Regions from separate parts of the Homo sapiens genome. Here region 1 is linked to region 2. A link is a loop called in an ENCODE intact Hi-C map of the cell type or tissue named here. Cell type or tissue: heart left ventricle. All regions are shown on one strand. Links, peaks and the distances in the headings refer to the core of each region. The heading gives the core; the rest is flanking DNA. Region 1 overlaps ANKFY1 (ankyrin repeat and FYVE domain containing 1). Region 2 overlaps UBE2G1 (ubiquitin conjugating enzyme E2 G1).

Evidence for each region. A loop is a pair of places that touch in the nucleus more often than their neighbours do. Peaks named below come from ENCODE experiments on the same cell type or tissue, not always from the same donor. Only the 100,000 strongest peaks of a DNase experiment are listed, where the experiment ranks them.
Region 1: it touches region 2 in a loop (2.0-fold over the local background); 7 of 110 quality-filtered maps call a loop at or near these places.

The regions. Positions count from the first base shown.
Region 1 is chr17:4,229,352-4,237,351 of GRCh38, forward strand. It overlaps ANKFY1 (ankyrin repeat and FYVE domain containing 1), which reads right to left. Exons shown (of 25, transcript NM_001330063.2): 3 at 6,421-6,539. Among named protein-coding and RNA genes, the nearest start is that of ANKFY1, 31 kb to the right of the region's middle. In heart left ventricle, for the core only: a CTCF peak has its summit at 4,428; a DNase peak (open chromatin) is centred at 405; H3K27ac peaks cover 5,934 bases.
Region 2 is chr17:4,297,698-4,314,829 of GRCh38, forward strand. UBE2G1 (ubiquitin conjugating enzyme E2 G1) reads right to left here. Exons shown (of 6, transcript NM_003342.5): 2 at 9,324-9,426. It also overlaps the pseudogene MFSD1P1. Among named protein-coding and RNA genes, the nearest start is that of ANKFY1, 42 kb to the left of the region's middle. In heart left ventricle, for the core only: a CTCF peak has its summit at 6,939 (motif pointing left); no DNase peak of the experiment used is centred there; H3K27ac peaks cover 125 bases.

The sequences.
Region 1 (8,000 bases), core at 1-8,000, 72 kb before region 2:
AGGTGGAGGTTGCAGTGAGCTGAGATCACACCACTGCACTCCAGCCTGGGTGACAGAGTGAGGCTCTGTCTCAAAAAAAAAAAAGAAAATGAGATAAAAGATAGTAATTCAACTCAAAAAGAAAAAATAATTCAAAGGAATTTCAAAGAAAGATTTAATACAGATAAAAAGAAATTATTGAATTGGCTAAATATAAATAAAAATTAAAAGAACAATGAACCTAAACCAAATCTGCAATAAGCCAACACAAACACAAACTTAACATAACCAAAGATTGGTGAGAAAAACCCAAAAGCAGTATGAGGATTAAGTAAAGAATATAACCGCAGATAAAATAGATTATTTTGAGCTCTGAGAGAATCTTTGGGCATGGGACTCAGCTGCTGGCAGGAGGCCACAAGGCTGTTTGAGTGTCCTCATGACATGGCCGCTAACGTTCCCCCAAAATGAGCAATCCAAAAGAGAGAGCTAGGAAGAAGCCACAGTGCCTTCGATGAAGCCATCTCTCAAGTCACATGCTGCCACTTCTACCACACTCCATTCATTAGAGGTGAATCAGCCTATACTGAAGAGGAGAATTTGAATCCACCTTTGCAGGGAGAAATAGCAAAGAATTTGTGAGCATATTCTTTTTTACTCCTTTTTGTGAGCATATTCTAAACTTCCCGTGGATGTCATCGAAGGAACACAGTATGATTTAATACTGAAACTGAACAGCCTTAACCTAGTAGTTCACACAGTAGCCAACAGATGTTGAATATTGCTGTGCTTCTCTTAAAAATTTAAATAGCACACAGCTCCCCGAGTACACAGTTTGGGAAACTATGCCCTTTCCACTGCAGAGTGCAAGCTTTCCAGATGGTGCTTCAGGGGATAGCTTTCCCAACCAGAGTGAAAAGGAATAAAGGAGGATGTTTTCTGCTGTTTGGAATGGCTTGACACTATCCAGGACACATTCCAGGAGAGCTGAATGACTCATACCCTGAGCCCTTATGCCAAGGAACTGTAAGATCTTTGCTTGAGAAAGTATGCAACAAACTCTAGCTTCAAAACAGCCATTCTAATCCATTGGAACCTCTCATCGTGTCAGCTGCTACTGGTAAAGTGCTACAGAGAGGCCATAAACAGATCATTTTGCTAGAAGCAAATTGCTTTACTTCACCAAGAAGTAAATATAATACTTTCCTTGTGGACTCAGATTTGTTATGCTTTGCTGAGCTAACAGTCATATTCTTTCTCTTCCCACTTGGTCAATCAGTATCTTTATAAACTTTTATCTTTTATTCTTTTTTATTAGGGTTTAACAGACAAAAATTATATAGAGTTAATGTATGACATGTTTTGATATATGTATGCACTATGAAATGGTTATAAGCTAATTAACATATCACTTCATATATTTAAAGATACCTTAGTAAGAAATAAAAAAGCAAATTTCTACTTTGTTTACATTTTCAGATACTTTCATACTTTGAGAAAAGCTGCAGAGCATCCCCATATGCCCTTTACTCATCTTCCCCTATTATTAATACAGCTTATATAACCATAGTACAATGATCAAAATTAGGTAACTACGTAATACATACAATACCAATACCATTAACTAATTATAGGCCCTATTTTGCCAATTTTACCAGTAATACCCTTTTTATGGCCAGAATCCAACTGAGGATTCTACACTGCATTCAGTGTTAGTCTCACCCAATCTGTAATACTTCCTAAACCATTCTTGTTTTTCATAACCTTGACATGTTTGAGAAACACTCTGGCTGATTATTTTGAGAAATGTCCCTCAATTTGGGTCTGATGTTTTCTCATGAGTAGATTGAGGTTATGCATTAATGGCAAAAATCCTATACAAGAGCCAGGCAGAGTGGCTCATGCCTGAAATTCCAACACTTTGGGTAGCCAAGGCAGGAGGATCATCTGAGCCCAGGAGTTTGAGACCAGCCTTGGCAACACAGCAAGAGCCCATCTCTATTAAACAATTAGCCAGGGATGGTGGTGAACACCTGTACTCCCAGCTACTTGAGAGGCTGAGGTGGGAGGATCTCTTGAGCCCAGGAGTTCAAGGCTTCAGTGAGCCGCGATAGTGTCACTGCATTCCAGCCTGGGCGACACAGTGAGACCCTATCTCAAAAACAAAAAAAGAATCCTACAGAAGTGATTGTGCCTTCATCAGTGGATCATATCAGGTACAAACATTTCACTTTTTTGAACAAGGTATGATTCATATATCCAAACACCTTTAAAGTGTATATAATGCCTGTTGTATTTCATCAACATATGCTAAAATTCTCATAATCAAGGCTGTGTGCAGTGCCTCACACCTGTAATCCCAACAGGCCTTTGGGAGACCAAGGCAGGAGGATTCCTTGAGTCCAGGAGTTCAAGACCAGCCTGGGCAACATGGCAAAATCTCATGTCTATAAAAAATGAGACAGGCATGGTAGCACACACCTGTGGTCCCAGATACTCAGGAGGCTGAGGTGGGAGGATCACCTGAGGCCAGGAGGTCAAGGCTGCAGTGAGCCGTGATTGCACCATGGCACTCTAGCCTGGGTGACAGAGTGAAATCCTGTTTAAAAAAAAAAAAAAAAGAAAGAAAGAAATATCAATTAGACAAGAACATCAAAAAGAAAAATGTGGAGTTTTTCTTACATTCTAAGATGTAAGTTTATGCAAGCAAGAATTTAATTTTGTACACTTTGTATCCCTAACACCTTGAAAAGCGCTTACCACTCAATGTTTTTTATATGAATGGATTAATGTTGAAAAAACAAAACACCAATAAATTCATTAAATGATTTTATCAAGCCTGTTGGTGTGGAAAACATTTGAGCCTTTAAAATACAGCTTTTATGCTATTTATACACCTGTTTACAAGAACCTATTTCCAATCTTCCTCAAATTGCTGCCATGAAGTGTCAGTGCTTCCAGGTATCACATAACACACAGGCTTCCCAGGCAGTCTCAGCAACTGCAAGCCCAGGTTTAGGCAATGAGCAGGACTGCTGGGCAAAGCACACAATTCAACAGGAACAGGCCCACACATGCCACTACCACCTTGGACCTCTCCCCCATAACACATTTCAAAGATACATTTCATTAAAATGTCATAAAAAGTAAAAATGCCACATGTTCTCCTATCTGCTATCTTCACAGGTGCTTGATCTGTGAAAGCCACAAAAACCATTTACTTTGAAGCGGATCACTCCTGAAAGCAAACCTTATAGTAGAATCAAAACACGCTTATTATTTACAACTGGAGGAGAGTCTAGAGACATTTAAAGACATTAATATTCTATTTTCCTGAACTCGAGAAAACTTCCTGACTCACAGTGATGCAATCTTGTGGCCAGACAGCACTGAATTAAGGCCAGACAGCACTGAATTAAAGCTCTAAACGTTTGGATGTACTAAAAAATTTCAGTGTAAAGCAAAATTTTTTAATTCAATGTTAAAATTGGCTTTTTATTCCTTGATGTAATTTTCTGTGTTGTGTCGTTTTGTTTCAGAGAGCAGCGATGTTTCGTTTTTGCCACTCTCATTCATTTTGGTGGCAGTCGATATTTCACAATTAAAATAAAACTGAGGAACATTAACACTGTCTGAGTGACCTACGACAGTATCCCAGAAGTCAGATAATGAAGAAAAAAAAAAAAGTAGGAATATTTCACAGCTCAGCTGCCTAACTGCTTTCTAGAACTGTCATACCTATTTGTATCGTCACTGGCAAATGTACAAGAATACCACCTTCATGAGCCTCACAGCTACTAGGATCACCAATGTTTGATTATATAGATTTCAAAAGATGGTAGCTTATTCTTAACTTTTTTCTAACAAAGTCGAATATTTTCCATATATTTATTACCTTCTAGTCTTCATAAACATTCTGTTCATATAATCAAGATCCTATCACACATTTTGTGAAGAACACTACATGATCTTATAAGGTCTTCATAATTCTGTTATATATGAGGTCAAAGATACATGGTTTCAAAACACTATGCTTTAAAAAAAAAAAAAGCTATCCCTCGAGATTTCGATCACGTGGACTGGTACCCTCCCAGTAAAAAACTATTTCCCAGGCAAATGTTTTTAGTTACTGGCATGCAGGCATCTGCACATGTGTAGGTGTGTATGTGCATTTGTATCTACAACTTTTAGTTATGGACCTCAAGTTAAATCCTAGAAATTATCATAAAGAGACAGAGTTCGCTCACAGTTGGGAAACACTGATATATGTTCCCCTTAATCCATGAGATAAATGCCTACTTAGCCTTTACAACACTACTCAGGTATTAGCCACCTCTGAAACCTTCCTTTATCACCCCAACTTAGTCTGTTCTCAACCTTATATATAAGCTAACTACATTTCTGTATTTACAGCCCTGGTCTGAAATGATTTGTGAATGGCCTGTTTCCTCCAGCAGAGTACGGGCTCCGTATGGCAGGGACTGTGTTATAATCATCTCAGTGTTCCTGGCACTGCGCATGGAAAACAGTACCTTCTCAACTGACAAACCTTCTGAACAAAGATATAATTCACACAATCACTTCGGCAAGTCCAGTCATAAGCAGCATAACTATGTTTGGTCAACAACAGACTGCAGATACGATGATGGTCCCGTAAAATTATAATATTGTACTTTTACTGAACTTTTCTATGTTTAGATATACAGATACTTACCACTGTGTTACTGCTGCCTATGGCATTCAGCACAGTAACATGCTGTACATGCTGTACAGTTACACAGAACATGCTGTACAGGGTTGTAGCCTAGAAGCAACATACTATACCATATAGCCTAGGTGTGTAGTAGGCTATACCATGTAGATTTGTGTAACTATACTCTATGATGCTCCCACAACAAAACCACGTAATGACACATTCTCAGAACACATCCCTGTTATTCTCCTCACCATATAATTCTGATGAATATTAATACTAGAATTAAATTAAAATTTTGCTCTTTGCCCCTTTTTTTCCAATAGCAGTCAGGCAAGTACTAAATGAAAATGCAACCTTCAGGTCAACTTTTGAAAATGACTGTTTTCAAGTCTACTTGCCACCCTATTTGCTTCAATCCTACACAAAAAAATGTGACATAAAACAAGTAACATTAAATAGGCCAATGTAGCTATTAATTTTTTCTTTTTTTTTTTTTGAGACAGGGTCTTGTTCTGTTGCCCAGGCTGGAATGCAGTGAATGCAGTGGTGACATCATAGCTCACTGTGGCCTCAAACTCTTGGCTCAAGAAATCCATCCACCTCAGATTCCCAACAAGCTGGGACTACAAGCACATGCCATCCTGTCCAGCTAATTTTTTCTTTAATTTGCTGCAGAGACAGGGTCTTCCCAGGCTAGTCTTGAATTCCCTGGGCTCAAGTGATCCTCCCACCTTGGCCTCTCAAAGTGCTAGGATTACAGGCATGAGCCACCATACCCGGCCTTAAAATTCTTTTTTTAAAAACAAATTGTATTGTGTATATTTAAGCTATACGACACAATGCTGTGGGATACATATATAGTAAAATGAGCACTATGGTGAAGCAAATTAACATATCCACCATCTCACATAGTAACCCAAACCTATTAAAATTCTGAAGGCTAATGGTCATCTTTTGATGTTAAAGAAAGAATATTGTTATTCTTCAGAGTAACTATTCTGAGTTCAGTTCTGATAAACTAGAAAAAGTACTTTGGCCAGACACGGTGGCTCACACCTGTAATCCCAGCACTTTGGGAGGCTGAGGTGGGTGGACCACCTAAGGTCAGGAGATAAAGACCAGTCTGGCCAACATGGTAAAACCCTGTCTCTACTAAAAATACAAAAATTAGCTGGGTGTGGTGGTGGGTGCCTGTAATCCCAGCTACTCGGGAGGCTGAGGCACGAGAATCACTTGAACCTGGGAGGTGGAGGTTGCAGAGAGCCGAGATCACTATTGCACTCCAGCCTGGGTAACAGAGTGAGACTCTGTCTCAAAAAAAAAAAAAAAGAAAAAAAAAGTCCTTTGGCATCTAGCATGAAGTTTTAAGCAATTTGACAGCAGGACTTTTTATTAGACTTGAGGGAAAATTTTTTTCTGGACATGAATCCTTATTTACAGCATATTTTTTCATGAAATGAGTGTACGGAAAAACACTTACATTTTATAAATCATAAGGACATTGCAGATACTCAAATATTTACGATTTGTTAGCCAGGTATTACCTCCTAAATAGGTAGGTACACAAAGTACCTAAAAGTACAACCTGCTGATTCATTAATTATTTAACTAGTTCATGGTTGCCATCAATTGCTTAATTATTTTACTTTCATTAAATCACAAATATTTCAAAATGAGACACCACAACCTTCTGCCAAGAGCCCTTCCGCTAGCAGTTTTGTGTCCCTGATCACTCAAAGGCTCACCTGACAGGTCCAACTCTTTAGTGGAAGACAAGTTAGCCAGACTCCAGCTGTCACTGCGGGCTGCCAGGACAAACTTGTGAGCACTGATGTGCCTGTCCCCAACCTTTATCTTCAGATCGCTGATGAAGAAAAAGATCCACATATATTAGAAAAATGTCATCATAACTAGGTATAGCTAGGATTCACAGCTGATAAACACATGAGTATTCATCAACATACATCTGCAAAAGAAAAAATTACAGCGAAGAATTATTCCTATATGCTAGCACTGAATTCTGGTGAGTCATCTTTATAGTATGTTGCTAGAAATGTTTTCTATTGATAAATTCTGGCTTTAATTCACATGGCATGCGCTGCTTTCAAATACATCTTCTCATGGGATTCTTACGGTGGTGAACCTACAAGTTAAGTAGGATGATTAATATTCACATAAAAAGTAGAGGATATTTTATATAGACTAAAACAAGCTAAACCATCAGGGAGAGAAAGACAGAAAGGTTAAAGATGGTGATGACAACTCTGAGACTACAGTGCTACTATGCTCCACAGTAACGCTCAAGCAAGGTTAAACAGAAAAACCGTGAACAAACTAACAAGCAGTCATGAACATGAAACCCAGTATCTGGACTCCTGTTCTCACTAGAAACATTCAGTCCTAATATTGACCATTTTTTACTCAACTACTTATAAAAAATGGGGTGAGGAAAAAGCTTTCTTTTCAAAACATGTTTCCATAATTATGACATGCCATTATATGAAAAGATCTTCCCAAATAGATATTTATGTTTAACTCTGAAATGTCAAATACTACTGGAGGAGAGCATCTGGGCAGTTAACAAAAACGTCAAGATGACCCACTAGGCTGACACGAACACATGCCGTATGGCTATGCTGGCAGGAATCCAAAGTCACTGTCATCATCCTGCTTGTAGTTATATGTTTTATTTTCATATTCAACTTTAAAATTATTTACTAGGTTGGAAAGTCTTTGGAAACTAAATACACAAAAACCACTATATGGAAAAAAAGAAAAAGAAAAAAAAATACCATTACATGAATTAACCCATCCATTTAAAAGGAAACCCAAGCCAGGCGTGGGGGCTCACACCTGAAATCTCAGCACTTTGGGAGGCCGAGGTGGGCAGATCACGAGGTTGAGATTGAGACCATCCTGGCTAACATAGTGAAACCCCGTCTCTACTAAAAATACAAAAATTAGCCAAGCATGGTAGCAGGCACCTGTAATCCCAGTTGGTCAGGAGGCTGAGGCAAGAGAATCGCTTGAACCCAGGAGGCAGAGGTTGCAGTGAGCCGAGATCGCGCTACTGCACTCCAGCCTGGGCAACAGAGCAACACTCTGTCTCAAAAAAAAAAGAGGAAACCCAAACAGAATATTGTTTGTATATAATGCTTGACAGAGACACATTCTACGCTACAAGAGTATTGTCTAGAATACACTTAATCATCATTTGAAAGTATCGGCAATTCTAGTTCTATCAAAGACCAAGCTATAACCAATGGATATTAGATCACAAGATTAAGAGAGTATTTATTATTTCAAATTATTACAAACTGCTGTT
Region 2 (17,132 bases), core at 3,729-11,728:
TTATCATTCGGTACTCAGCTTAAACGTTACCTCTAGAAAGATTTTATTTGACTAAAATCTAAACTAGCCACCAGGTCCCTTCTAGTACATTGACCTCTTTAAATTTCTTTATTGCAGTACCATTTGCACATCTGATTCTTCTGTTGTTCAATGTGTCCAACCATTAGAATCATGATTGTGGTTGTTTCAGATCAGTGAGAAATGAAATTCTCAGCTCATTAAATGGTTTTCATTCACTGAACAAATATACATTGATTACCCAGTTACTCTAACCATTGGTCTACGTAAAAGGATACAACAGAGAACAAAGCATTAAAGAGCACTGTGGAGCTTATCATTTTAGTGGCAGAAGGAAAATATCTACCAAGAAAAATATCAGTAGTAAGTGTTGTCATGGAATGATATGAGGAATCTATTGTTACATTTTTAAAAGCAGGTATTTCTAAAACAAGCTAATTTGTCTTTAAAGAAAAAGTGGGAGGCCGGACACAGTGGCTCATGCCTGTAATTCTAGCTACTTGAGAGGCTGAGGGGGGAAGGATCCCTTCAGCCCAAGAAGTTGAGGCTTCAGAGAGCTGTGATTGCACCACTGCACTGCACTCCAGCCTGGGAAAAGAAAAAAGAAAAGAAAGGAAAGAACAAGTGAAAAATTGGGGGTGTGTTTGTATACACATAGAAAAATGTCCAGAAACAGGACATCAATACATAACAATAGTTAACTAACAATAGTTAGTGTTACGAGATCTTTTACTCTCTGCTCTTTTTAATATAGCTTGAACTGTTCACAAGCAAGTATGAATTTTTATTGCTTTTTCTGATCATAAGACATGGGGAAGGTGCAGATTAAGTTTAAAAAAAGAGACAGATCATTAACACCAAACATTTCTGAATAATTAGGAAATGCCACAGGACTCAGAGTATAAAGTCAGTGACCTTGATAATACAATTTTTTTAGTAAAAAGCAATAGGAAAAAAAGCTGTAAAGGGTTAAAGAACAGGGTAGTAAAGTACTTAAGCATAATAAACAGGACAATTTATACAAAAAATTTAACAGTTGAAGATAGTAACTAGATGGGGAAACTGTACAAAACAAGCGCTTTAAAAGAGATATTCGAAGAAATGTAGAAATGAAGTAAGGCCCACCATAGCGCCTTACTTTTCACAACTGATGAGGTTATCTATTGAAAGGAAGAAGCATGAGGGCTTGAGGGAATAGAGACTGGAATAGCTGTTGTGAAGAGTGCATTACACCAAAAAGAGTTAAGTCTTTATCTACTGATCCTGTTGCTCTGTGTAAGTTAGTGCCAAAATGGGTCTTAGGATATACTGATTACATGGACTAGTTTTTCAAACAGGGCTGCAAAAGCAATTTAATGAGTCACTATCAAAGTTTTTTTGTTAACAAAAATAGAAAACAGAGTTTATCACAAGTAGTTTCAGTTATATAATCTATGTATGTGTTTTATTCACTAATCTATATATACATATGTATGCACTGCGTCATGATGTAAAGTATTTCTAATTATGGGTTTGAAAGCCACAATTACAGAAAACAGCCAAACATGGTGGCGTGCACCTGTAATCCCAGCTACTTGGGAGGCTGAGGTAGGAGAATTGTTGGAACCTGGGAGGTGGAGGGTGCAGTGAGCCAAGATTGTGCCACTGCACTCCAGCGTGGGTGCCAGAGTGAGACTCTGTCTCAACAACAACAAAAAAAGAGTCAATGTAAAAGGACATCAAAGCCACTGCCACAAAGCCCCTGCACTTGATTCTACTGGCAGCCACTTGCCACTTGATTCCTTGACAACATTAAGTCAGCTTTCCCACGTCACTTACTTTTGATTGGTTACATTCACTAAAAAGCTTCATAATAGCTGACTGGAATCCTCATCATGAAAAACTGACTTAGACCCTCTAAATTGTTTTCAATCTCTAAAATGTCAACCAAATTCAACTAAAAGAGTAGCCCTAAAAATTTAAAGCACACAATTTTCACTCTATCTGAAAATGGCCTTGCCCACTCTGAAGCAACCATAGCATTTCTGAGTTTTTCTCCTATCTGTGGACCCCTCTTCTTCTATTTTACCTGTGGAAATTCTACCTGCCCCTCCCCTCTTTTCCTTTTTTTAGTTTTTTTTTTTTTTTTGGAGATGGAGTCTTGCTCTGTCGCCCAGGCTGGAGTGCAGTGGCGTGATCTCGGCTCACTGCAAGCTCTGCCTCCCGGGTTGAAGAGATTCTCCTGCCTCAGCCTCCCAAGTACCTAGGATTACAAGCGCACACCACCACGTCCCGCTAATTTTTGTATCTTTAGTAGAGACGGGGTTTCACTATGTTGGCCAGGCTGGTCTTGAACTCCTGACCTTCTGAGCCACCGCACCTGGCCTACCTGCTTTTTTTTTTTGATGCTTAACTAACTAGTACCCAACTTGTGCGTGCAAACTTCTACCGAGCAGCCAAGTTAGCAAAGAGAAAGCCCAAAACCCATAGAGTAGAATAACACTGTAGACTACACATTAACATGTCACATATCCACTATTTTTCAAATATAGAAAGATGTGACTGTGGCCAGGCAAGGTGGCTCACGCCTGTAATCCCAGCACTTTGGGAGGCTGAGGCGGGCGGATCACTTGAGGTCAGGAGTTCGAAAACAACCTGACCAATATGGTGAAACGCCGTCTCTACTAAAAATGCAAAAATTAGCCAGGCGTGGTGGCAGGTGCCTGTAATCCCATCTACTCAGGAGGCTGAAGCAGGAGAATGGCTTGAGCCTGGGAGGCAGAGGTTGCAATGAGCCAAGATTGTGCCACTGCACTCCAGCCTGGGCCACAAAGCAAGACTCTGTCTCCAAAAATAATAATAATAAATAAATAAATAAAATAAAATTTAAAAAGGCACCAATTAATTCAAAATATCTTTCATTACATATTATCTTCATCACAGATGCTATAGTATAAGTACTATCATGATATTAAAAAGAGGTATGTAGGCCGGGCACGGTGGCTCACACCTGTAATCCCAGCACTTTGGGAGGCTGAGGCGGGTAGATCATGAGGTCAGGAGTTCAAGACCAGCATGGCCGAGATGGTGAAATCCCATCTCTACTAAAAACTACAAAAATTAGCCAGGCATGGTGACAGGTGCCCATAATCCCAGCTACTCAGGAAGCTGAGGTAGGAGAATCACTTGAACCCAGGCGGCGGAGGTTGCAGTGAGCAACAGAGTCAGACTCTGTTTTCAAACAAAAAAAAAAGAGAGAGAGAGATATGTAACCAGCAGTTTCACATTTGAAAGTGTTTAAAAACCCAGGCCTAGTTCAATTTTTTTCCATGAGGCCTCCATTACTGTTTTTGAGTTAAATTATAAAAATCTTACAAGGATCAAATCCTACCATACTGCCATATTTATTTTATGTAAATAATGTGCTGTATGCTGCCGTCTGCAATTTGCTCAACATTGTTCTATTAATCTATAGTCCTGTTGTAGCTGTCTCTTGTCCATTCATTCTATCCGCCACAGTTCACTATTATTCTATGATAGTCAGAATCACATAGTCATGTGATCACTGACTTGGCTGTGCTCCGTGGGCACTGCTTTTCTGCCAGGTCCTGGAGTTGTCACCCCTTTTGCCTCTCAGCCTCCCACGGGCGCAATGGAGGAGAAGGATGAGAAAGCATGGGTGCTGCTGGCCCTTCTGTGGCCTCCAGTCACCTGGCTATGACTTTTGATGCTGTTATTGATGTGTTTCCTTGGCTTCAGCAGCTATTTTTGCTATAATAATCCTGCTGCCCTTCAGACTCAGGATAAACGGAACAGGCAGGTGAACACCATGAAATTCATGCTGCTATATGCCTGGTATTCTTGGCCCAATGTAGTTTTGTGTTTCTTTGGTGGCTTTTTAAAAGACCGAGTATTTGGAATATGATGGGGCACAATTACTTTTAGCTGTTTTATTTGCACTGGACAGGTTGTTTTGTTCTGGGTGGAATATTTAATGTTTTTTGGCTGATGGAATTTGAAAGACTTGTGTTTGGATTGGTGGGGAGTGCTCAGCAGTTGCCCAGGACATATGCTGTCAGCTGGTTTAAAGACAAAGAATTAAACCTGGTGTCTGGACTCCAACAATTTAGCATGGCTAGAATTGGAAGTACGGTAAACATGAACTTCGTGAGTTGGCTGTATTCTAAGATTGAAGCTTCGTGGGGTTCTGCTGGTCACACAACCCCTGGGGTCACACTTAAGATTGGGGGTATAAAATGTATTCTTTCACTAATCTGTGCCTTCCTTGGCTCTTGCTTACTTAGATGCGAGAGCAGAGAGAATCCTTCATAAAGAACAACAACAACAAAAAAAGGGGGGGGAAGTTTTTACATTAACTGATGTAAAGGATTTCTCCTTACCCCTGTGGCTCATATTTATCATCTGTGTCTGCTATTGTGTTGCCATGTTCCCTTTTATTGGACTTGGGAAAGTTTTCTTTACAGACAAATTTGGATTTTCTTTCCAGGCAGCAAGTGCAATGAACAGTGTTGTATATGTCGTTATCAGCTCCCACACCCCAGTATTTGGGCTCCCAGTGGATGACACGGGGAAGAACAGCATCTGGGTTCTGCGTGTGGTTGCAGCCACTCTTGTGTCCCACATGATGCTGGCCTTTATGATGTGGAGCCCTTGGGTTGCTGTGTCTTCTGGGAATCTCCTATTCATCGCTTGCCTGTGCATTTTGGCCAACAGTGGCATCTGTAGTTCCTGAACATCAACTGGGAACTGCATATGGCTTCACGCACTCCATTCAGAATCTTGGGGTGGCCATCATTTCCATCACTGCTGGGATGGATGATACTGGACACTGGGGGATATTTGTTTTTAGAAGTTTTCTTCATTGCCTGTGATTCTATGTGACTTTTATCTGTGGTCTTACTCTATTTTGTGAATCATGCCCAGGGTGAGAACCTAAATTATTCCACAAGACAAAGGGAAGAAATAAAATTTTCCCATACTTAATAAGTTTAAATGACTGTGTCATGAGAATGGGCTTTTGCACATCACTGGTTTGAAAATCTCCATTTTTAAAAATTTAGAGTTTAGTCATGAGAAAAAAAATAATGGAATGGCAAGTTGTATTTATATCCAAATACACCTATTTCAAAGTGTATTTGTGAGAACTATTTTAGCCTGTGTCTTCTGTATTGTGTGTTGCTGAAGAATTCTACAAAAGGCCAACCAACAATGAAAGGTTTAGAAAACTGCTCTGGAACATCCAGGTGAACTTCAGAAAAGAACAGTGAAAACAGAAAAACACAGGAGCTTCTTTTGAGATTGTCTTCATTAAGTATGTGTCTAAGGGATACAGCCTTTTCTTTATCTTACAGCAGAAAAAAAAAAAATTGTGACAGACATTCCCTTTCCTGGTAGGGGCATAATGCTAGAAGACATGTGAAGATATTTGTATGAAGTCTCTTTCTACTCACAACCAGTAGCTTGGGCTCTACTATGTGGTTATGTGGACTGCTGAGCAGTGACCCTTCTGAGTTGATTTTTCTGTTACTGAGTCCCCTAATCTCTTAGGGACACAAATTATAGTACAAACAGTCTGTACAGTTTTTCATATAGTCTAATTAGTAACTACAAAGTGTCCTTCGAATTATAATTGACATTTACAAAAATAAATAATAAAACTGCAAAAGGGGAAAAAATAATTTTTTTTTTGCTATTATAAGCAATAGAACATGGAACATTTGAAACATTTCCTAAGCATAGGGTTTTTACCCTAGAAATGAAACTGCTAAGACCAAATTTAAGTAATTGTTCAAAGTCACTCAACTAAGAAGAGTGGTAGAGTTAGAGAGCTAACCAAAGGCAGTCCCCAAAGTCCATGTTCTTGAACACTACGTGATAAACCGCATGGCATTACCACTGATCATTCCATTTCCAAGCAATGTAGGCACTAGGTTCATTCCCTCCAGAACTTCATTACAGAAGAGATGGCTTCTGCCTCTATGTCTCACACAGGACTGGAAAATAATTTATAACTGGAATAGAATTTTGCAACTGTAAAAGAATGTAATTCAGAGTTTTGGTTAACTGATTCTTCATTTTCTATATCTACCCAAGGCAATACTACAAAACACATAATCTTAAGATTCTCCAGATTTTTCATATCATTGCCAGTGCTTAAAAACAAAATAAATAAATAAGACATACTCCTTGAACAGACCAGCCACTGGTGATGAAAGGAAAAGAGAGATAAAAGTTATACAGTCATCATTCATTAATAATTTATAAAATGTTATAATGATACAGTGATATCCAGGTTTCTTAGACTTTCTGGTTTTGTTTGTTTGTTTAAGACAGGGTCTAGCTCTGTTGCCCAAGCTAGAGTGCAGTAGCGTAATCTTGGCTCACTGCAGCCTCCACCTCCTGGGCTCAGCCTCCTGACTGCAGGCATGCATCACCATGCTTGACTTATTTTTGTATTTTTTTTTGTAGAGACAGGGTTTTGCCATGTAGCCGAAGCTGGTCTCCAACGTCTGAGCTCAAGCGATCCACCCTTGGCCTCCCAAAGTGTAGGGATTATAGACGTGAGCCACTGTATCCACCCTAAACTTCCGTACTACAAACCTATTGCCACTTCTACCTGAAATTTTAATTTCTGTGGATATGAGTGGTTATCCATACTGTTTGATAATCAGTCTGAAAACAGTTGGTATACCACACCAGTTTCAGAATGTACATTTCATAGAAAGGCCTTAGGGACTACTGCACTGGAAAGACTCATTAATAAAAATAAAAATGTAATGCTATATAAATATGAGTATGACTGAATTAAGACTTGTGGCAACTATAGGAGTCTCAAAGTAATCCTTGAACGGTACCGGTTATCAATCACATAGACTGAAAAGAGAGTGGAGCGCCCTCTAGTGACTACATGAGGGCTAATGATGGCACAGAGAGATAATCACAGCAGCTTTTACAGAATTTTGGTACAGTATTTCTATTATCTAATTATAAAGTGGTGAATTAATCACTTAGGTCTGGGTACCATCTGAGCCTATACTAATTTATTTTCAATCCTATAACACCCCTCCCCCCAGCACAAGCCTCTACTTCCCTTCACAGGCAGTTATTTAAACGTAAGGTGTATATATTCACTTCCAATAGTGCTCTTCAAACAATTCCAAGATGGCCTCTACTCTCTCCATTCCACTGAAATAATTACAAGAACCTCACTACTTTCTGCTAAGAAGTTTTTTAAGAACTTTTTTTTTTTTTTTTTTAGATAGAGTTCTGCTCTTGTTGCCCAGGCTGGAGTGGGTGACACGATCCCGGCTCACTGCAACCTCTGCCTCCTGGATTCAAGCGATTCTCCTGCCTCAGCCTCCCGAGTAGCTGGGATTACAGGCATATGCCACCTCACCTGGCTAAATTTTTTGTATTTTTAGTAGAGACAGGGTTTCTCCATGTTGGTCAGGCTGGTCTCCAACTCTCGACCTCAGGTGATCCTGCCCACCTCGGCCTCGTGAGCCACTACGCCCGGCCGACAACAAATATTTTTTAAGCATTCTATGAAGTACATGGTTCTTGGTAGCATTCTAAAAGGCTTACTTCTAACAAACCTTTCTTCATTCCCCTGTACCTTCCTTTGCCTTTCTCAGGTCCTGCCCTAGGAATATGCTCTCTCTTTCCTGAGCAAAGGCTAGTGATCTCAGGAAGGCACAGTCCAGAAGTGACCACCAGTATTCTCAGCAGCATATACACACTCCAGCAGAGCTGCCAGAAATATTGCTGTGATTCACATCTCAATTCAACAGCCAACACTTTTAAAAATGTACACCAAAGACCAGAGACGGTTTTGTTTTCTTTTTTGAGACGGAGTCTCGCTCTGTCACCAGGCTGGAGTGCAGTAGCGTAATTTTGGCTCACTGCAACCTCCACCTCCCGGATTCAAGCGATTCTCCTGCCTCAGCCTCCTGAGCAGCTGGGACTACAGGCGCCCGCCACCATGCCCAGCTAATTTTTGTATTTTTAGTAGAGACAGGGTTTCACCATGTTGGCCAGGCTGGTCTTGAACTCCTGACCACAGGTGATCCACACGCCTCAGCCTCCCAAAGTGCTGGGATTACAGGCGTGAGCCAACGCACCAAGCCAGCAGATGCATCTTACAAAACAATACATACTAGTAAATTTAAGTTAGTCTGCAAACACTCAGAGCAGAAAAGAAGACTGTGGTCTTTGCATCTAGAAATGTACGACATGAAATATTTTTAAACTCTATTTCTCTTCTTCTACTGCTCTTTCACACCACTACATTGTTGTCTATCCTTAAGCCATTGGTTTAACAATTAATAGTCAGTTAATAGATTATCATAGAGCATAACAATAACTTTCAATAAACTAGGAGAAAGTGACCATTAGTTTAGTTTGGGATAAGAACACCTAGATTCTAACCAGTATTCGGTGGGGACTCAAGTAGAGAACCATGAAAAGAGACGATCTTGAAAGTTCTCCTTAGCCTTCTTAAAACACTGATGTGTGTAATACATTCTCAATTAAAATGTCCAAAAATTATATAACTCTTCTGCCTCCTGAGTTCAAGTGATTCTCCTGCCTCAGCCTCCCGGGTAGCTGGGATTACAGGCATGCCACCATGCCCAGCTAATTTTCGTATTCTTAGTAGAGATGGGGTTTCACCATGTTGGCCAAGCTGGTATCAAACTCCTGACCTCTCAGGTGATCCACCCACCTCAGCCTCCTAAAGTGCTGGGATTGCAGGCATGAGCCACCGCGCCCGGCCTGAAACTATTATTTTTAATAGCAATAGGTCTTAGACATTAGAGCTTCAAGCAAAACACAAAAACTCTTCCATGATCAAATTCAGTACAAAGGATATTGAATACAGCCATTTCTCCTGCTCCTTAAAAAATAATTTCATGTCAGTTTGCCAAAATATTTGTGGTTTTGCTTTGTTTTGTTTTGAGATGGAGTCTCACTCTGTCACCCAGGCTGGAGTGCAATGGCGTGGTCTCAGCTCACTGCAATCTCTGCCTCCTGAGTTCAAGTGATTCTCCTGCCTCAGCCTCCTGAGTAGCTGGGACTACAGGTGCATGCCACCACACCCAGCTAATTTTTGTATTTTTAGTAGAGATGGGGTTTCACTACATTGGCCAGGCTGGTCTCGAACTCCTGACCTCATGATCGGCCCGCCTTGGCCTCCCAAAGTGCTGGGATTACAGGTGTGAGCCACCGTGCCCAGCCTGCCAAAATAGTTTTTAATTCAGTGTATTAAAAGAGCTCCATTTTGAAGATGTCAGTTCCATTATACTTACTAAAGTGTATCTGGAGGGCCAATAATAAGGACTTCCCATCGGTAGAGATCATTGTCATCTATTAAACCTGCAGAAAAGCCTTCCACTGGATTTTTGTTGAGTTCTGTGGAAAAAGAAAAGTTTAATCAATACATTTAAGCACATAATTTGCATCCAGTAGATAAATTACAGAACTTGAGCGTACATGTTTTATGTAAGTTTTAAACCATTAAATAGATATACCTTGCCAGGCAAAATGCTACTTGATGGCCAAAACATTTTCATGCCTATACTGTAAGAAAGCCCTGGGTAAAGCAAACTATCCAGAAGATCAACTTCTACTGGTATCCAGCCAGGCTCTTGTCATTCTAAGTGGCCCTACAGTGGTCTTTTAAGGAAGCTTGTTAAAATGCAGATATCCAGGCCCGTCCCCCAGAGATTCTCATTGAGAGGGAGCCCTGGAAATCAAATCATGTTGGCAATTCTTATGCTGCTGTCTTCAGGGTATACTTTCAGAGTGTCTAATCATACCTTTTCATTGGAATGTACTGCGCTTAATAACTTTCATTTATACTAACATTTGTACACCTATTTGACTTGTCCCTGTAGTCTTGGGGACCTGCTTCTACAGTGGGTGCTCCTGTGTGCCCATCCATCTCTGAGCACAAGGAGAGCAGGGGCCCCATATGTCTTGTCTGTATATGTCGACCCTCTGAGAGCCACAGCTTCTGGGACAGAGGAGCAGCTTAAGAGTAACACCTGGAGCATACAGAATGGCTGCAGCATCGTGAGGTTCTCCTCCTCTAAAGAGAGTGCTGTGGCATGGAGAAAGGATGACAGGGTGGGAAACAAGAGAGGCGAGGAACTGGCAAGGTGGGGGCACACAGGCCAAGACAGGGACCTTAAGGAGCAGGTGAGCAGCGGTACAGAGCCCAGAATGTTTCCAGAGACACCAGACTTAATAAAGTACTGGCCTCCTGATGGTGAGCAGATCATGTGAGAAATTTTTAAACAACTTTAATGAGGTATAACTGACATTCAGTGAACTGCACATACTTAAATTATACAATTTGGCCGGGCGTGGTGGCTCACACCTGTAATCCCAGCACTTTGGGAGGCCGAGGCAGGTGGACCACCTGAGGTCGAGAGTTTGAGACCAGACTGACCAACATGGAGAAACGCCGTCTCTATTAAAAATACAAAATTAGCTGGGCGTAGTGGCACATGCCTGTAATCCCAGTTACTCGGGAGGCTGAGGCAGAAAAACTGATTGAACCCAGGAGGCAGAGGTTGTGGTGAGCCAAGATCGCGCCATTGCACTCCAGCCCGGGCAACAAGGGCAAAACTCTGTCTCAAAAAATATATAAATAAATAAATTAGCTGGGCATGGTGGTGTGTGCCTGTAATCCCAGTTACTCAGAAGGCTAAGGCAGGAGAACTGCTTGAACCCGGGAGGCAAATGTTGCATCAAGCCAAGATCACGCCATTGCACTCCAGCCTGGGTAACAGAGCAAGACTCCATCTCAAAAAGAAAAAAAACACACACACACAATTTAATAAGTACTGATATACACCAGAGGAACCAACACAACAACAATCACAATAGTGAATGCATGTATCAATCACCCACACAATTATCACATTTTACCGGCCAGTGGAACTGAGTACTCATTGGCTCAAATTGGAAAGTGTGGACAAAGAACACACAGGAGTAGAGTGGTTTGAAAAGGACTTGCTGGGAGTCTCAACAGGTGTGTAATTCTCGTATACTACCTGCCATCATTCTCAGGCAGCTTTGTCTAATGATGAAAGGCAGTATAATATAACTCAGAGTGCTACAAAGGACTGAACCAATGTTTAGGTAACTGAGGAGATATTAATTTTTGGGGAAATCAAGAGATGGTATTATTTCAACAACTACGATTTAACAACATGCCAGCAAAATAGGAGAAAGCCAATAGTGAAAATTTATATTTAGGCAGGGCGTGGTGGCTCACACCTGTAATCTCAACGCTTTCAGGAAGCCAAGATGGGTGGATCACTTGAGGTCAGGAGTTCAAGACCAGCCTGGCCAACATGGTGAAACCCTGTCTTTAGTAAAAATACAAAAATTGGCCGGGCATGGAGGCGGACATCTGTAATCCCAGCTACTCAGAAGGCTGAGACAGGAGGATCACTTGAACTGGAAGGCAGAGGCTGCAGTGAGCCAAGACCATGCCACTGTATTCCAGCCTGGGTGACAATGCGAGACTCCGTCTCAAAAATAAAAATAAAAAATTTATGTTTAAACATGAAGTGCTTCTTTTCTTGAAATGTGAGGGGAGATTTTTATAAGTCTAACATTTTTGCATAACAGGCAAACTAGACTTTTACAAATAGTTAAAATCAGCTCTGTATTTCAAAACACAAGAAATGTACTTTTACTTTAAAGTGGCTAATCTAAAATACTTTTTAAAGATATTGAAAGTGCAAACACATTAAGAAGGGAACAGCATTTTCACTGTTATTTTGTTTATGCACGCATATGTGTACTGAGCGCCAACTATGTTGCAGACATTCTATTAAAAAACAGAAAGTCCCACTTTCCTGTCAACTGAGGAACAGAGTGCAGCACACACAAATGCACTGTGAGGAGTTATTTTCTACATGACTGATCTCATTTCCAACCTTTTTCTAGAGAAACACCATTACATTACTCGGACCATTTTCTACAACACTGTACACAAGAGTCTTGTGAAAGATTCTATAATATATCCAGAAATCACCTAGTTGTTGCATTTTCCACCAGAAGTCCAGGGTTTATAAACATAGGTGAGTAAGCTCTGAAATTAGTATACATGGTCAAAATTACCCTTGAAAATTTCCTTACACTTTCCATAAAGCATATCATTGCTTCTTACTCTTGTCAAAACCCCCAAGTTCTTGAAATCTTTTGCCCATTCTTTCCATGCATTTCTTCTACAGGCATAATTGTGTCCTTTGCTTGTTCCATGTAAGTAATACAAAAGCAATGTTGAAAAATGTCCAATGTCTCACTTTTGTCATGGCTTCAGCCCCCAGCATGAATCTTCCTAGGTCTAGATGCATGAATATTTAACAGGCTTAATCCATTTAAAGTGATAGAACCTTACCATGCCTTCATGAATGCTTCCTTCAAGGTCTCTATCAATACTAGCCCCCTCCATGAAGTCTTCCCTAAATAATTTATCAAATAATCTTTTGGCTTCTGCTAAATTCCTATTAATTGTACTTTCAGTCTATCTACATCTTCTGGCACTTGACCAACATCGGCTCCTGATCCCCAGAGAAGTAAACAGGCAATTACAATGTGCTCCAACAACAGTACAAGAATTTGAGGGCACACAAAAAAGAAGGGCACATAACATAATCATGAAGAATAAGAAAAGGCTTCTAAAAAGAAAAGAAATAAAGGATTTGGGTGAGGGAATTCAAGGTTTAGAATCTGAACCCTACTTTAGGTAGAGGAGCATGTACAAAAACTTGAAATAGGGCAATCAGTATGTGACTGGAACGGCGGGGGGCAGGGGAGCAGCTGAAACTAAACAGAATGTCAAAAGCTGGACAGCAAAGGGCCTTTGTAAGCCCTGCATGCTTGGACTTTATCCAGAGGGCAATGATAAGCCTTTGAAGGGTGGTTCTTTTTTTCTTTTTCTTTTAAACAATGGAGTGACCTCATGAGATTTACATTTGCAAAAACCAATCTTGTAGTATGTAGAAGATTGTTTAAAAAGGCATGATGAGAACAAAGAAACAAAAAGCAAGCAATTCAAGTAATCTTGAAAAGTGTACCTCGAGTATATAGTAGTCGAAACAATGAAGAAAACAAGGCTATTTAGAAGAGAATCAATCAACCTAACCTGGTGATGTTAAAGAAGTGGGGCTTAAAGTAGTAAGTCAAAAATGACATGAGCTGGGCATGGTGGCTCACCGCTGTAATCCCAAAACTTTGGGAGGCTGAGGTGGGCAGATCGTTTGAGCCCAGGAGTTTGATGCCAGCCTGGGCAACATGGCAAACCCCTGTCTCTACCAAAAAAAAGAAACAAAAGAGTACAAAAATTAGCCAGGCACAGTGATGTGCACCTACAGTCCCAGCTACTCGGGGAGGCTGAGGTGGGAAGATGACTTGAGCCCAGGAGGCGGAGGTTGCAGTGACCTCAGATGACACCAGGGCACTCCAGCCTGGGCAACAGAGCCAGACCTTGTCTCAGTTTAAAAAATAATTTTTTTTAAAAAAAGTAAAATGACATATGATTAAAAAGTTGAGCAGAGTTACCATATGACCCAGCAATTCCACTTCTAGGTATATACCCTAACATCTGTCCACACAGCAAGTTGTACATGAATGTCTGTAGTAGCATTTGCTGTAATAATCAAAAGGCAGAAACTCAAGTGTCCATCGACAAATGAATAAACTGCAGTATATACATACAATGAAATACTATTCAGCCACAGAAAGAAATGAAGTACTAATATATGAAGCTCAGTAACATCAGGCTAAGTTAAAGAAGCAGACATATAAAGTCACATGTTATATGACTTATTCTATATGATATATCCAGAAGAGGCAAATCCAGAGACAGAAAGTAGATTAGACAATGAGGGAAGGGAGAAAGGGGGCGTAATTACTTAAGGGGTATAGGGATGGCGATTTAATGGTGTGATGAGAACGTCTGAAAGCTAGATCGAGCTGGTGGCTGGCTGCACAACATCGTGAATACACGAAACACCACTGAGTGGTACACTTTAACACCATTACCTATAATGTCAATTCCTCCCTCCCTGTTTTTCTGACACCAGATTTCTGTGCAAGGGTAGAAATCTGTTCATTCACTGAAATGAGAAACATAGGAGGAGGTTTGTCAAGAGAGGGGAGGAAATGGTGATGGGCTTGGTATTAAATGCCTTTTGTTAGGGACAAAAAATACATTGCTTTAAAAAGAAATCTACTGGGCACGGTGGCTCCCGCCTGTAATCCCGACACTTTGGGATGCCAAGGCGGGTGGATCATCTGAGGTGAGGGAGTTCGAGACCAGCCTGGCTAACACAGTGAAACCTCATCTCCACTAAAAATACAAAAATTAGCCGGGTGGTGGTGGGCGCCTGTAGTCCCAGCTACTTGGGAGGCAGGAGAATCGCTTGAACCCAGGAGGCGGAGGTCACCGAGATCATGCCACTGCACTCCAGCCTGGGCAATAGAGTGAAACTCCGACTCAAAAAAAAGAAAGAAAAAAAAATCTGAGCTGACGATAGAGACTTCAGGGTTATCAGAATATGGCTGATCACTGAGGTTGTAAGTTGATGCATCACCCAAGGATAAGCATTAATATAAACTGCAGGGGATGTAACCGAATGAATTCTAGAAAATATTAACAACTGAGAAACAAAAAACAGGAGGCGGCACAAGGTAAACTGAGAAAGGTAAGCCAGTGAAATAGGGAGGCCGAGGCAGGCGGATCACGAGGTCAAGAGATCGAGACCATCCTGGCTAACACGGTGAAACCCCGTCTCTACTAAAAATGCAAAAAATTAGCCGGGCGTGGTGGCGGGCACCTGTAGTCCCAGCTACTCGGGAGGCTGAGGCAGGAAAATGGCGTGAACCTGGGAGGCGGAGCTTGCAATGAGCCGAGATCGCGCCACTGCACTCCAGCCTGGGCGATAGAGCAAGACTCCATCTCAAAAAAAAAAAAAAAAAAAACAAAAGCCAAGAAAACATTTTATTAAAGCTAAAGGAGATGCATTTAAAGGAGAAACTATCCAATGATGATAAACACATACAGCTCAGGGAAGAAGGGGTCTATATTCAGTCCACTGGATTCAATTAAAAAAAAAAGGCCACAGTTGCCCTCGGCATAAGCAGTGTCAGTGTGAAGGTAAGGTGGAATCCATGCAGGCAACGCTGAGTGGACAAAGAGAAGATGAAGTGGAAAAACCCAAGTGGAAATTTTTTCTAAAAGTTTGACGGTAGATGGAAAAGTGTAGTAGTCACGGGTAAATGAAATTCAAGCAAGTTTTATTTTAATGGAAAAGGCTGAAAGATGTTAAAACATCCTATCTGTGTTTAAATGTTGATACGGATACCTCACACTACATCCAAATCCAGACAGATTACAGATATAAACAAAGAGGTATAAAACCTAACTAAAAGAAAACATAGAATAGTGTTTTTTCACATCAATTTGAGTGGAGGTGGTCCTCCTATGCAGGACACAAAACTCAACAGTCAAATAATGCTACACAAAATACTTTAAGGTTAGTACAGCAATAAAGTCTAAATACAAATGACTGGGAAAGAATATTTGCAAAATAGGGAGAAGTTTAAAATTCCTAATACAAACAGAGCTTCTGTAAATCAAAAGGGAAACTAAAACCCAAAAGTGACCATGCTTGACCTTCTACTTATATTCCTAAGGTATTAGGAGTTTTGAGAATGCCAAAGATGAAGATAACATCTTTTCTGAATGCTATCTAGAGATAAAATTAAGAGTTGGAAAGGGCTAGAAAGACCTCTCTTTCTCACAAAAGTCATGACTGCTAAAACACAAAAGTTTATAGTTCTAAAGGAGGCAAAACTAACCAACAGTATTACAAATCAGGACGATAGTATTTCTCTCTCTCTCTCTCTCTGTCTTTTGGAGCAGGAAGTGAGAGTAGTATCTGGGAAGAGGCATGGAACGGACTTCTGGTGTACTGGTAGAGGCATGCCGTCCGTAATATGTGCGTACTTTCCTGTCAATGTTATACTTCAATTTTTAAAACTCAGTAAATCCTGGAGTATCCAGTGACTGTTAAATGGGAGTTATGCTTGCATGCTATGAATCTGGAAATCACTGTGGGCCAGAGTGGTCTACAAGCCATGAATAAAAAGGAAACCCAGGGACAAGGTAGTGTCCTTGAGAGTAATGACTTCTATGTGTTAAGTCATGGAAAATAATGCATGAGCAGACTTGCTAAGATAGAGTCATTACCAAGAATAAGACTAAAAAAGAACAGAAAGAGCATATGAAAAGTAAAAACGCTGCATTTCTGAATCGGAATTAGATGAATATAAAATGACATTGCTTTCAAATATATAGTTCTCAGATCTATCCACTGAAAAGGTCTAGAAAAAATGAACAGCCCAGTAGTGCCCAGAATATGGTTTCTAAATATGAATTTATCACTAAAACGGACCAGGGCTCTTCAGAGAAATGGCTGACTCCAGGTCTAGAGCAAGAAATGTTAGGTTCATCTCACACATAGCAGACAAAAAGGAAGCTATCGAGTAATACTATGGTATTGTGGAAAGGACTCAAGAGCCAGCTTGAAGAGGCCTCCACTGGTCAAATATGGGACAATTTGAGTGTCAATAAAGTTAGTAACAACGAATGCTTGAAATATGCAAGTTTAAATCCATGAGTTTATAACTGTGAAATCAAAAACAAGAAACAAATTTATCACCACTACAGGATGCTGGGAAACCATTTTGTTATTCTGAAAACCAATTTTAAAAAGCAAAAGAATCAACATTTAGTGTGATCCTTTTTTATTACACAAATTATATTGCCAAGTAATCAAAATAGTAATTACTATTTGATCAAATGAGGTTTCTCTCTATAAAAATACTCCAGCTAAAAAATGAAAAATAACTGAAACATTGGCCATTTTATCATTTAATCCAGGCATTTTAAAAGACAACCAGATATTACAGTCTCCTGAAAAATGAACAAACCACCACATATGAAGTAATCTCACCTCACAAACCTAACCTGTTTGAGCCCCTAAGTACAATAACTAATTCACAAAGAACAGAAACAGAGAAACATGTTCAAG